Linked DNA regions of Mus musculus: regions 1 and 2 are each linked to region 3. A link is a contact called in ENCODE Hi-C data. All regions are on one chromosome and are shown on one strand. Each heading gives the region's core, a stretch centred on a gene start or an enhancer-like site at or near the end of the contact. The rest is flanking DNA. Distances are from core to core; before and after follow the strand shown.

Evidence for each region. Hi-C counts contacts between places; a loop is a spot of excess contacts on that map.
Region 1: a loop to region 3 is called in a map of heart, with 8 times the contacts of the local background. The contact joins the promoter of Hoxd9 here to the promoter of Sp9 in region 3. A Hi-C loop is called at or near these places in 5 of 37 maps with a recorded cell type or tissue (heart and left cerebral cortex).
Region 2: a map of left cerebral cortex shows a loop between it and region 3 (12-fold over the local background). The contact joins the promoter of Dlx1 here to the promoter of Sp9 in region 3. A Hi-C loop is called at or near these places in 17 of 37 maps with a recorded cell type or tissue (ES-E14, T-helper 2 cell, adrenal gland and 3 more).

What each region holds. Positions count from the first base shown.
Region 1 is chr2:74,695,640-74,700,009 of GRCm38, forward strand. Hoxd9 (homeobox D9) reads left to right here and starts at 2,124. Exons shown (of 2, transcript NM_013555.4): 1 at 2,124-3,194; 2 at 3,541-4,370. The coding sequence starts at 2,417. The coding sequence ends at 3,782.
Region 2 is chr2:71,526,718-71,531,056 of GRCm38, forward strand. Dlx1 (distal-less homeobox 1) reads left to right here and starts at 2,728. Exons shown (of 3, transcript NM_010053.2): 1 at 2,728-3,589; 2 at 4,240-4,339. The coding sequence starts at 3,277. It also overlaps Dlx1as.
Region 3 is chr2:73,269,867-73,274,695 of GRCm38, forward strand. Sp9 (trans-acting transcription factor 9) reads left to right here and starts at 2,060. Exons shown (of 2, transcript NM_001005343.2): 1 at 2,060-2,225; 2 at 3,259-4,829. The coding sequence starts at 2,205. The coding sequence ends at 4,692.

The DNA.
Region 1 (4,370 bases), core at 874-3,373, 1.4 Mb after region 3:
GGGCACTGGATCCAATTGTGCCCCCCCAAGTCCCTTTCTCTTTCCCACCCGCCCCAAGCTCAAGACAACCAGACCCAGTGAAGCCAAGGTTGGGTGAGTTTTCTCATTTTATTCTACCTTGGTTCCTTTCTGAAAAGGATTAATATTCTGCCATTGCCTTTGAGTGGCCCACAGTAACTATTTAAAGGAAAAAAATGAAACTATTCCCCCAGTCAAATCTCTCACTATTTAATTACAAAATGTTCATTTGCAGCCACTGTGTCTGAGCTGTCAGGTGACTGAAAGCAGTTGCAAGTGACCATGACTGCTCAACAAGTCTGTCCAATGGGCCTTTTACATACATGGGTTGGAAAATTCAAACCAACGTCTGTAGAATCCCTGTCATTGAGCCCACATTCATCTTGTGCTACCAGGAAAAAGGGAAGAGGTGACTGAACTCGTTGCCCCAAGTCTGGCCTGTGGTTTTTAACCCATCTTCAAAGAATTTCACAAAACAGGATCCCCCCCCCCCCAACACAGGCCCTTTTCCTCCCAAAGAACGGTGCATTCAGCGTCTCTGAGCTGCCTCGCCCCATCCAGACAGTCTTTGGGATGCTCGGTACTGATTTTTTTAAACCTCCTCTCCCAGACCCCAAATCCTCTCAAATTCCAAGACAGATCCCTTTAGGGACGTATTTTTCTGAGGCTAGCAGAGAGAGAGAGAGAGAGAGAGAGAGAGAGAGAGAGAGAGAGAGAAGTGTCTGATTCCATTCTAGCTTGAGAGGACTGGAATAAATTTGCCCCTGACTTACCTTGGATGGGCAAAAGAAGTAGAGTGATTTTAACCTCTGCGTTTCTCCCAGCGATGTGGGGAGCGCCATTAGTTGCTGATGGGGGGAAACCTGTGCTACAGGAAAGGGCAGGCCCCCTGAAACAAAATCAGAAAGCCATTCGCCAAGGCAATCAATCAGGTCCTAAGTAGCCATTTACCCCCTTTCTTGGCGGGGCTAGAGGTGGGTTGGGAGCCCTCCAAGGGTGCTCTGGGCAACTTGTAGAGCGAGGAATATGTCCTCTCAGCCGCCGCTGGCGTGCGGCTTTTGTCTCGGCTCCCAGGCAGGCTTTGTACCATGGATTTGGGAGTGACAATGGGCATTTCTCTCAGATTCAAGGCTGCCCGGCCTTACCTCTCAAGGGGAAAACTGGAAAGGGGGTGGATCAAGGACCTGTTCTTTCGTCTGGATTTTGAAGACATCTTCAGAATCCGTTTGCAGGCACGTGTGAAAGGCACGCAGCGAACCTACCCTCGGAGATGCGGTTCCTGCAGGCCTCTCTGAGGCTGGGCTAATTCCGGCTAGTGAGAACCGGTCTCACTGGCCTTTAGGTTTTCCCCTCTGTGGCATGTTTTCTTGCAGGGCCATTCCAGAAGGCTGGGGAAAGATGAGGCACCATGGCCATCACTGTCGGCTCCTTGGGACTCCAGTGCTCACCACCCATGCGAGGGCAGAGAGACAGCCCTTGGAGGCCGCCCCTTGGAAGCCATGCTGAGCTGGACCAGGCCCGAGAGTCCAGTTGACCCAGCTCACCCCCTGGGCCTCGGGGCGTGTGCCTAGCTTTTTGTCGAGGGTTTACATGTGGCTGCCCCGGGAGTGTGAGCGCGGTAGAGGGAGGGGCACTCCGAGCTGCTCCATCCGTCCGTTTTATTAGGGACACATTAATCTATAATCAAATACACCTCATAAAATTTTTATTGAAAGGCATAATATCATTACAGAGGTCTTCCACCTGTTTTAAACAACACGCCAAGCTGTGTGAGTGTGTGTGTGTGTGTGTGTGTGTGTGTGTGTGTGTGTGTGTGTAGGGATGGGTTTAGGTAAGAAAAGAGGCGAGGGGAGAACGACTCCCTTTGGGCGACAGGGGTCCGCCCTTAAAGGCCAGCCTGCCTGGGGCAGCCCGGGCCCAGGAGCCTCCAACTGCTCCGGGGCTTTGGATAATCGCCTAGGTGTGACTTAGAAGCCCGGCCCAGGGCTCAGAGCCCAGGAGTCGGAGAGCCAGAGTCCGGGTGGAGATCGCAGGACCCAGAGAGGCAAGAAGAGATGAACAAATAGTCCCCAGCGCCTCCTGCGGCCGCAGTTAGGCCTGTGGCCGCCGCCGCCACCAGGGCGGGCTGAGCCGGGCCAGGCCGGGCTGGTGCGTGGACCTGGGCCCGGCAGCTCTAATTGCAACGCTCCTGTTGATGATGATTTTTTTTTTTTTAAATCACAGCAGCCCCCAGTTTAGCGGACTGATTTACTCCGGGTATTGGTAAATATGATCACGTGGGCCGCGCGACCAATGGTGGTGGCTGCAGCCTGCGAACTAGTCGGCGGCTCGGGCGCCGGCGAGGAGCCGCTCGGCGGTGGGCAGTGGAACCTTGGGTGGGAGCGAGCGGCGCCTCACCATGTCGTCCAGTGGCACCCTCAGCAACTACTACGTGGACTCGCTCATAGGCCATGAGGGCGACGAGGTGTTCGCCGCGCGCTTTGGGCCACCGGGGCCGGGGACACAGGGCCGGCCCGCAGGTGTGGCCGATGGCCCAGCCGCCGCCACCGCCGAGTTCGCCTCGTGTAGTTTTGCCCCCAAATCGTCCGTGTTCTCCGCCTCGTGGTCCGCGGTGGCCGCCCAGCCCCCGGCGGCGGCGACGATGAGCGGCCTGTACCACCCGTACGTGTCCCCGCCGCCCCTGGCTGCCGCCGAGCCGGGACGCTACGTACGCTCCTGGATGGAGCCGCTGCCCGGCTTCCCCGGCGGCGCAGGCGGTGGCGGTGGCAGTGGTGGCGGCGGTGGCGGAGGCCCGGGTCCCGTTCCCAGCCCCGGTGGCCCAGCCAACGGGCGCCACTACGGGATTAAGCCTGAAACCGGAGCGGCCCCGGCCCCCGCTGCAGCCTCCACCTCCTCCTCCTCCTCCACCTCCTCGTCCTCCTCCTCCAAAAGGACTGAGTGCTCCGCGGCCCGCGAGTCCCAGGGGAGCGGCGGCCCAGAATTCCCGTGCAACTCGTTCCTGCGGGACAAGGCAGCGGCGGCGACAGGGAACGGGCCCGGGGTGGGAATCGGGACCGGGCCAGGGGCGGTAGGCTCGTCCGAGCCCTCAGCTTGCAGCGATCACCCGAGCCCGGGCTGCTCGCTGAAGGAGGAGGAGAAGCAGCCGCCGCAGCCGCCGCAGCAGCAACTTGACCCAAGTAAGTGCAAAAGAAATTGCCCCCTGATTTATTGCTGAAACCTGTAAGGCTCGAATGTGCAAAACTGATAGTTTTACTAACCTATAAAAACGTCTAGACGCCTACCCAAGCCTAGGCGAGCAACACGTATCCATAAAAAGCTTCCCATAACCACCTACCTTGGGCGCGCGGTTTGTACGGTAAACAGAGCGCGGGCATTAAGGCTTTTTATGATAATTCCCCCAAGTTGTGAAAAGCGTCCATCCTTGGTGAAATTAATTTAACGACCTCTCTTCCCCACCCTGTCGTCTCTCCCTGCCTCCCCTCCGCCCCTCGCTCCCTTGTCTGCAAACCCCCCTCTTCCTAGACAACCCTGCAGCGAACTGGATCCACGCTCGCTCCACCCGGAAAAAGCGCTGTCCCTACACCAAATACCAGACGCTAGAGCTGGAGAAGGAATTCCTCTTCAACATGTACCTCACCCGGGACCGGCGCTACGAGGTGGCCAGGATTCTGAACCTTACAGAGAGACAAGTCAAAATCTGGTTCCAGAACCGTAGGATGAAAATGAAAAAGATGAGCAAGGAGAAGTGCCCTAAAGGAGACTGACCCAGTGCGGGTCTGGCCTGCAGCACTCAAAAGGCAGCGGGTTTTTTTGTTTGTTTGTTTGTTTGTTTTGTTTTTTGTTTTTTGTTGTTGTTTGTTTTCTTTGTGGGTGCTTGATTCAGAAACTCTGCAGCGACTCGGACTTTCTTCTTTTTTTAGGTAGAAGTGACTGTGTGGTTGGTCTCTGTGAGTTATCTGGGGGACACTGTATTTGCTCGCATATGTATTGGAGAAACCAAGTGGCTTTGGAGTCTTGTCCTGTCCCACTCCCTCCCTTCCCTGCTCCCCTGATTCCTTAGGAAATGCTATATTTTGTGAGTGCACGCAGGCTTGATGGAGCCCTATTCTATGTAAATGTCCCTCATGTTTCTGAAAAGTGCTGTAGTTTAGTCTCACCCTATCCAGCCTCCCAAACAGGGCCAACGATCTAATTCCGAGAATCTGAAGGAAGACAGAGTGTGGACACCCCCACCCTGCTCTCCCAACTAAAATCCAACTCAGCTGCTCAAGGCAGGAAAACCCCTTTCCTCGGGGAGCCGGCGGACTGACTTCCACAGAGGCCTACCGAGAAACCTTGGGCCCTGGGGCGCG
Region 2 (4,339 bases), core at 1,478-3,977, 1.7 Mb before region 3:
ATCTAGCCTGTGCTGCTAAACGCAGCAGCTCTGTAGGAAACAAACTTAAAGGAATTTTGTGTAATGTTCTTTGAAGTTAAGACTGAGAAGTAGGGTTCGTTTTTTTGTTTTGTTTTGTTTTTGTTTTTTAAGAGCCTCCTCTCTTCCACTTCCTCATCAGCTGACCAACTAAATTGACCTGACGCCTAACCCTGAACCGCAGGGATTCCAGACAGGAAGTGTAAGCTGGCTACCTGAGCTGTTGGCTCCTGAGGTGACTCCCGTGAGTTCTGCTCCCGATCTGGAACCTTCAGGACCAATGGGAGAGTCTAAGTTCCTTTCATACTTGGGCTGGCAAAGGTCTGAGCATTTTGGAGCAGGTGTGTCACTTTAGAGTTGGGTCAGTTGGAGGACTGCACACCGGGACTCACAAAGTAGAGATAAGATCTCACTTCCTGAAGTTTGCTGAGGCCTGTACACTCTTTCAGGGACCCGGCTCAGTTTCTCCCAAGACTTGCTTCCTTGAGTTAGGAAATAATTCTCAAGTGTGCTCCCTCACCTACACACAGCTCAGTTCTAAATGTGGCCAGACTCTGAAACCCTATCGTGCCCACCCGTTCCCAGTAGCCAGCCTGGCCTCCTGCTCTGCTAAGTGGAAGGACAGAGCACCTAGTAGACCCATGGTCGCTCTCTGGTTCCCCAACCCAACCAGTCTCTGGGATAAACTGGTCCTAGGCAATCCGGCCATCCGACGTCCCCATACCTTGCACTAAATTCCAAGAGACACCAGTCCAGTTTTCCCCATCCCAACCCCGGCGCACAACCGCAGCGATCACTTACATGGGCAAGGCCCGCAAGGCGAAGAGACCTTCGGTTCAGATGGCATCCAAGCGGCTGCGTTGGGCGCACAGGACGGCACTCCACACCCCAAAACAGGCACTAAGAAGGAGCTATTAAAATCGCGAGTACGACAGGAAGACCAGGACGAGGCGAGTTGGAGTTCTTAGTTGGTTGGTGTTACAAAGCCTCACCTTGTGGTTTGGCGATTAAGGAAAAAACAAAAACAAAACAAAAAACCTTTCAGGCGATGGCAAACCCTTTATTGGTTTACGAATTTTGGACTGTTGTTTTTTGTTTTGTTTTTTTCCTCTTTCTTTTGTTTTTCTCTTTTGCTCCAACCAACATGCTGCATGAAATGTTTCTGCGCACAGCCTCATGCCTTTAATCAGAAGAGGAAATCTTTAGGCAGGAGCTGCTGCTGAAGGAGAGAGAGAGAGAGAGAGAGAGAGAGAGAGAGAGAGAGAGAGAGAGAGAGAGAGAGAGAGAGAGAATGAGAATGAATCCCCTGTACTCATATCTGTAACGACATCACCGATGTAATTTGTTTTGAATGTTCATTTTTATTGGTGTTCCCTCTGCCAAAATGTGCTTGATTACAGAGGTCTCCCTGTGATCACTGTGCACTCCAGATAGGGGAAGGTGCCGCGGCGCAGGTTCAGCTCAGGCCAGATCAAATCCCCGGGCTGTTTAACGCTGAAAGGCTGCATGTTGCTATTAGTGTTAAATATATGGCTAATTATGCGTATGAAAATTAAACATCAGTGTTATGCTAATGGGGCGCCTTCAGCTGCGGATCTGAGCACTTGAGACTACCATTTAATCAAATGAATCAGTAACTAATACGTGTGCACGTGTGAACTTTCACAAGATCATTTCCCCCGGTCCCCGTCACACCGCTAAATTATGAAAGAAATAATTATCAACACTTTCTAATTACCTAACAAAGTAATTTGGGATTCATCGTGGGGCTGGCGGGATTGGGAACCAACAGTCCCTAGCAACCAGCGTAGTTTGCGCCACGCGAGGTGGTGTGTGGTAGTAGTGGGGGGGTGGAGTGCGAGAGAATCTTTTGTGCACTTTTCAACACTTGCACCCAGATGGTAGACAGCGCGCTTTGGCAGCTCTTTCCTTCACCAGCTTCCCCACCTCACCCCCGGGCCCGGAGGCTCCAGCTTTGGCCACTGGAGGTGAGGAAGAGATCGGGCGACAGAGAGGGGCATATCTAAACACAAATATTCAAGCCTACCACTGATCAGGATTTGCTGAGGGTGTCGGTGTCTCCCTAGGACTCCCAAACCCCAAGTACTCTGGCCAGACCCCAGGAGGTCGGAAAATGACCACCTGGCAGGAGTTCGATGCACCAGCCACCAGGCGACTGCGGGCCCTCAGGACTCCACGCTGAGCCGCGCCCTCGGGGCGAGTGAGCCCGGGGCTCGTGGCTCAGGGGGAGTGGAGAGGGGAGGGGGAGGCAGGAAGGTTGGGAGGGAAAGGAGGGGGGAGGCGGTGCGGCCGCCTTTCCTGGGTGGAGAAGCGTGGGTTCCTGGCTCTCCACGCGCACTGCTTTGATCAGACCCGTGCAGCCTCGAGCTGGAGTGGCCAGCTGGGCCTGGAGAGATGCGAGCAAGCCCCTGGGAACGGTGGCAACGGCGGGGCGGCGGCCGAGTGAGTGAGTTGGGCCAGAGGGCCCCCAAACCCAGATCCCCGGGATGTGGCCGAGAGAACCCCAACCTGGGAGGCGCGGCCTGGAGCGCGCTGAGCTAGGCACAAGACGCTCAGAAGGACCGCTGGCTGCAGGCTACCTGGGTTGTCGCCCAGTGCGCGACTCCGCGATCCAGAGACCGCGGCCGGACTCTGGAGCGGCGCTCCGCACCGGACTAGGTGACCTCAAGAAGAAGTGGTCCGGGGTCCCAGGCGTTGGGGGCGGGCGAAGGGTGGGGACAGCAAGGGGGAGGGCGACGGCAGGGCGCGGCTGGTTGGTTTCTGGGGCGGGAAGCGCGCGAGGGAGGCGGGAGGCTGGAGTCGCGCGCCTTCGAGGTTCCTGCGCGGACGCCGCAGCCCATTGTGCGTCCCGCTCCGCGCGCTCTGTTGCAGAGGAGCCCCGGCCGGGACGTGTGGACCGGATTCTCCCCAGGCCGGGCCGCGTCGCCCGCTCTAGTCCAGCCGAGCCCGAGCTTCTCGGACCAATCCCCGGTGATTATGCAAGAGAGCCGACCAATCAGCTCCACCAGCTCATGAATATTTATGACCTTGGCTGAGTCAAAGCTTTGAACCGAGTTTGGGGAGCTCGGCAGCATCATGCTTAGACTTTTCAAAGAGACAAACTCCATTTTCTTATGAATGGAAAGTGAAAACCCCTGTTCCGCTTAAATTGGGTTCCTTCCTGTCCTGAGAAACATAGAGACCCCCAAAAGGGAAGCAGAGGAGAGAAAGACCCACACCCAGACCCCGCGAGAAGAGATGACCATGACCACCATGCCAGAAAGTCTCAACAGCCCCGTGTCGGGCAAGGCTGTGTTTATGGAGTTTGGGCCGCCCAACCAGCAAATGTCTCCTTCTCCCATGTCCCACGGGCACTACTCCATGCACTGTTTACACTCGGCGGGCCATTCGCAGCCCGACGGTGCCTACAGTTCGGCCTCATCCTTCTCCCGACCGCTGGGCTACCCCTACGTCAACTCGGTCAGCAGCCACGCGTCCAGCCCCTACATCAGTTCCGTGCAGTCCTACCCCGGCAGCGCCAGCCTCGCCCAGAGCCGCCTGGAGGACCCAGGTACGTGCGCTTGCCAGGGACAAGGAGAGAAGGGAAGGAGAATAGGAGAGAGGGGGAGAAGGGGAGGGGGAAAGAGAAAAGACAAGAGAGTGTGGGGTAGAGAGGTGGGTGGGGGTGGGGAAAGCGCGGAAGTAGTAGAGGTTTCGGATATCAATCTGTGGATCCTTGTCACTGAAAAGAAAAAAATTATAAGTCAATTCAATTTACAACTGTCCAGCAAAGGATAAATCCGAGCGCGTCTCCTGGCACTGGCTGGGCCTCTGGGCCGCTCGGTGCGCCGAGCACACAATGCCCTGCTGGAAAACAGAAACCCACATGTGCACGTATTAGTCTCGGTAATTATTTATTGCGTAGCGCTATAAACAATGTATGCAATTAAGGGTAATTAAACCTCAACTACCGCCTGCAAAAAATAGCAAACTTTCTCTGCAAAGGCAATAGCTGCGCTCTTGGGAACGACCCAATTCTGTCTGCAGCAGCCAGGGACGTGCGCTCGGACCTTGAGGGACCTTCGCAGTCTTTCAGGGTTTCTTGAACGTTCTTTTCCGGACCCTACTTCTGCCAACCCATCCATAGACATTCATTCTCGTCCCTCCTCACTAAAGGCAGTGCAGCATTAACAAGGGTCTCTGCTTCTGTTGTCCCTCCAGGGGCGGACTCCGAGAAGAGTACGGTGGTGGAAGGCGGCGAGGTGCGCTTTAACGGCAAAGGGAAAAAGATCCGTAAACCCAGGACAATTTATTCCAGTTT
Region 3 (4,829 bases), core at 810-3,309:
CACTTAACAATCCCTCTATTAGTAAATCGACGCGAGGACCCTACGGGAAGCCGAGGGCCAGCCTCCCCTTCCAGGGCAGAAATCACCTGTTGGGAACAGCTCCTGGGTCCCCCCTGCTGGGCTTTCTGGCTTGGTCCTGCAGCCTGGTAACCCGCCCCCTTCCACCGCGTTGTCTTTCTTTACGCCCCCCCCCCCCTTAGATTTTTATCTCAGTCACCTAGGACGCAGAGCTTCCTTCCTAGCTGATCAGCTCATCCCTCTCTTTTCTCCTTTTCCGCCATCATTTTCCTCCTTTTCTTTTGTCACCTTAAAGTTTTCTTTTAAAGGCATTCTGAGCAAAAATAGTCTAGGGAAAGGCGACGTCCACATAAGCTCTCCCCATTCACGAAGAGCCGGTGCGTGCAGGCCTGGTCTTCCACCTTAAGGTGAGAGAGAAGTCTTGCGGTGGACTTACTTTTGGGCCTAGAGATCTTGCAAATGAACTCAACCTGGAAAAACAACTTCACATCCTCCTGACTTGTCGTTCCCCCGACAAATTGTCTTTTGCACCCGATCATTTAGGGTTGGGAGTTATTATTTTAAAAAGCAGGATGTGGTTTGGAGGGGGGACGTGCTTACACGTTTAAGTATCCAGACCTGCCTGAGGGCGCTGGTATTTCTAGTTCAAAAGCTGCCTCTGGCTACCCTGGAAAAGACAAAAGTAATGCCCAGAAACAGGAAACCCTCCAGCGGCGGCGCCTTGCGATGCGTGAGGACACCTCTTTTTACACCAAGGTCCAGAGAGGCTTTGAAGATGCTTCCAGCTTGCAGAAGGCGGAGGCGCCCACGTGTGGCCTGGCTTTCGCAGACTCTCTCGGTGAAGGCTCCGGAGAGGTCCTCCAAAGGCTGTGTCAGCAGGGTGCCTGATGAAGATGAGCCTTCCTTTGGAGTCCCTTGGCCCTGAAGACGGAGTTTCTAGGCCCTAGCAGTCTGCAGTGGAGATAGTTTGAATCTGAAGCAAGAAAAATGACTCTATAAACATCCCCTAAAACTCGACTTCAACCTGAAATCCGACATGCAAATCTCCACCGGGTTAAACAAACAGCGGTGCAAGCTGCAGCTTCGGCGGGGGTGGCGGTGGGGGGGCGGACGCCGCTCGCGCCGGTCTCCGTTTCCAAAGTTGTTACAATGTGAAAATAAGCGGCTTCGTGCAGAGTGTTGTATGGGCTGATGCTTCCCACCCCCACGCCAGCCCCCAGAAAAACCTGGCAGATAATCAGCACGTCCCACTGTTTAGTCATATTTGACAACTGGGTTAACCTGGTATCTAGGCGCTGGCGAAGCCATACAAAGGGTGCCCTCAATTACCACCAGGAGCTTCTGGTGTGATAGGCACTTGTATTACCCCCTGGGTCAGAGGCCAGAGCGACAATTAGGAAGTCACTTAGACCGCTGGAGGGAAATGGCGGGATGCAGCAGGCTCTGGGCTCTCCTAACAAGTCTGTGGGTGTAGACCTGCCTGGAGAGGCCCAGCTGTCCTTTGCGCCCTCTGCTCAATAGGACTCTGAGTATAAAAAGAGTACGGTGGGAGCAGGAATCTGGGAAAACGACCACGACAAGGATAAATCCATCGCAAGAGTGATGGCTACAAGTTCAAGTTCTTCGCAGCAACAACGTGTACACACAAAGTGAACGCAGACCATTTCTGCTTGTGCCCTAGGCCGGGGTGTCCCTCTCCTGCTTCTTTCCCACAAGTGGAGAGTGAAGACTGTCAGCCCTACGTAGCAAGGTGGCCAGGGTGGTGGGAGTGGTGGGGGCCTGCGGCTTGGTCTCAACAGTACTTAAACCTGGCTTGGTACGTGAGTGTGTGTAAATTTTTAATTGCACTGTAATTTCTTCTGTCCCTAGCCCGCCCCCCTCCCACCCACGCCCGCAGACTTGACTGGCACGCGCCAGGAGCCCGGGCTCGGGCCCCTCGGAGCGTCTGATTGGCTGCGGGGCAGCTCCCGTCTGCTCTGCCTGCGCCCTCATTGGGCGAGAGGCGCAGCCAGCGGCACTTCAAAGCGGGTGCTCCTCGCACTTAGGCTGAGTTTTGCCGGCGGGAGCCCAGAGTCCGCTCGGCGCGAGCGCGGGACGCGGGAGCCGCGCGGGACCTGAATCGTGATTCCCAGCAGCCGCCAGGCTTAACACCGCTCCGGGCCTCGCCGCGCAGCCCAAAACCTGCTATGGCCACGTCTATACTTGGGGTAAGTGAAAAAGACTCGCTGCAAAGGCTTTGCTCATTTTTGTTTGTTTTGTTTTTGTGTTGTTGGTGGTGGTTTTTTGTTTTTGTTTTGTTTTCTTATGGCTTCTCTGGGCCAGAATCTCTCAAGAAACTGTTGCTATACCACAGCTCTGGTTTCCTTTTAGCATTTTCTACATTTCTGGAACCGATCTTTTCAAGTTATTGGAACCTGGGACCTTTTGCCTTTGCAAGAAAAGAATGTCTTAAGCAAGTTCCCTTTTAACTGGTTTTTGAGGCAAAGCCGAATGTTTCTTTTCTTCCCTTCTTGATTTTAACATCACTCCCCCACTCCCAACCCCACCCCCCGCCACTTGGTTTGGGGGTTGTTGCATTACATTACAGTGTTTTCTGGAAAGTCTTGTTTTGCAGGCCACGAAGTTACATTAATAAACACTTACATTAGCGTGGCTCCCCAGTTTGCCCTTGACTTTGAAAGCCGCTTATACTTGGATTCTTTTTGTAATCGTGTGCGTTGTGTAAATATCAAAACTACGTTTCTGAACTATAAAAGAAAATAGCCAAGTCGTAGCCACTCATTCGAGGAATGTTCTAAGAGTTTCTTCCAGCACTGGGTGGCTGTTTTGGCCACCACCCCCCGCCCTCACCCGTTATTTCTTGTGTGTGTTTACCTTCGTGCTACACCCGGAAGGGCGACTTGGGAGCTTCTGGGAGATGAGCGGGCTTATGGCGTCAACCCAAGTCTGATTCTAGACAAGGGTGGCAGCGAACGAAGTGGCGAAAACCGAGGCATTTCTGATCTATAGTCTCACTGAGGAACAACTTTCCTACTCGCTCGTGGTCGCCTCTGTCCTGCGCGGGGCGCGGCGCGTCCCCCGCCAGCGTGCGGGGAGGAGGCGCGAGCCGGGGTGCCAGGGCCCTCCGGGATCTGCGCGGGGGGAACGAGGCTGCTCACCGGTGCACTTTGTGTCTTCCCCCACTTCTCCCTGCCCTCCTCCTCCTCCTCCTCGCTCCCTCCTTCACCCCACCCACTCTAGGAAGAGCCACGCTTCGGAACGACCCCGTTGGCCATGCTGGCGGCGACCTGCAACAAGATCGGCAACACGAGCCCCCTGACGACCCTGCCCGAGTCCAGCGCCTTCGCCAAAGGCGGCTTCCACCCCTGGAAGCGCTCCTCGTCCAGCTGCAACCTCGGCTCCAGTCTCTCCGGCTTCGCTGTGGCCACGGGCGGCCGCGGCTCGGGCAGCCTGGCGGGTGGCTCGGGAGCCGCCAACAGCGCCTTCTGCCTGGCCTCCACGTCCCCCACGTCGTCCGCCTTCAGCAGCGACTATGGCGGCCTTTTCTCCAACTCGGCGGCGGCGGCGGCCGCGGCGGCCGGCGTGTCCCCGCAGGAGGCGGGCGGCCAGTCGGCCTTCATCTCCAAGGTGCACACGACGGCGGCCGACGGTCTGTACCCGCGCGTGGGCATGGCGCACCCGTACGAGTCGTGGTACAAGTCGGGCTTCCACTCGACCCTAGCGGCGGGCGAGGTGACCAACGGCGCGGCGTCATCGTGGTGGGACGTGCACAGCAGCCCTGGGTCCTGGCTGGAGGTGCAGAACCCCGCCGGGGGGCTGCAGAGCTCGCTGCACTCGGGCGCCCCCCAGGCCTCGCTGCACTCTCAGCTGGGCACCTACAACCCCGACTTCAGCTCGCTCACGCACTCGGCCTTCAGCTCCACCGGCCTCGGCTCGTCGGCCGCCGCCGCTTCGCACCTGCTCTCCACCAGCCAGCACCTGCTGGCCCAGGACGGCTTCAAGCCGGTGCTGCCCTCTTACTCGGACTCCAGCGCAGCGGTGGCCGCGGCGGCCGCCAGCGCTATGATTTCGGGCGCAGCGGCGGCCGCCGCCGGGGGCAGCTCGGCGCGCTCCGCCCGTCGCTACTCGGGCCGCGCCACCTGCGACTGCCCCAACTGCCAGGAGGCCGAGCGGCTGGGTCCGGCCGGGGCGAGCCTACGCCGCAAGGGGCTGCACAGCTGTCACATCCCGGGCTGTGGCAAGGTGTACGGCAAGACGTCGCACCTGAAGGCGCACCTGCGCTGGCACACGGGCGAGCGGCCCTTCGTGTGCAACTGGCTCTTCTGCGGCAAGCGCTTCACGCGCTCGGACGAGCTGCAGCGGCACCTGCGGACTCACACGGGCGAGAAGCGCTTCGCCTGCCCTGTGTGCAACAAGCGTTTCATGCGCAGCGACCACCTGAGCAAACACATTAAGACGCACAACGGGGGCGGCGGGGGCAAAAAGGGCAGCGACAGTGACACGGACGCCAGCAACCTGGAGACACCCCGTTCCGAGTCCCCGGACCTCATCCTGCACGATTCCGGCGTCAGTGCAGCCCGGGCGGCTGCGGCGGCGGCAGCGGCGGCGGCGGCAGCGGCAGCGGCGGCTTCGGCGGGAGGCAAGGAAGCTGCGACCGGTCCCAACGACTCCTAGAGGTTGGCGGAGAGGCGCGAGCGAGCAAGTAGAGACACCCAGAGCGAGCGAGCGAGAGGTTCGGAGGGCGAGCGAGTGGGCGCACGGGAGGGCAGGGGCTCCAGAGAAGCCCCCGGAGCCCAGGCTGGGAGCGAGGT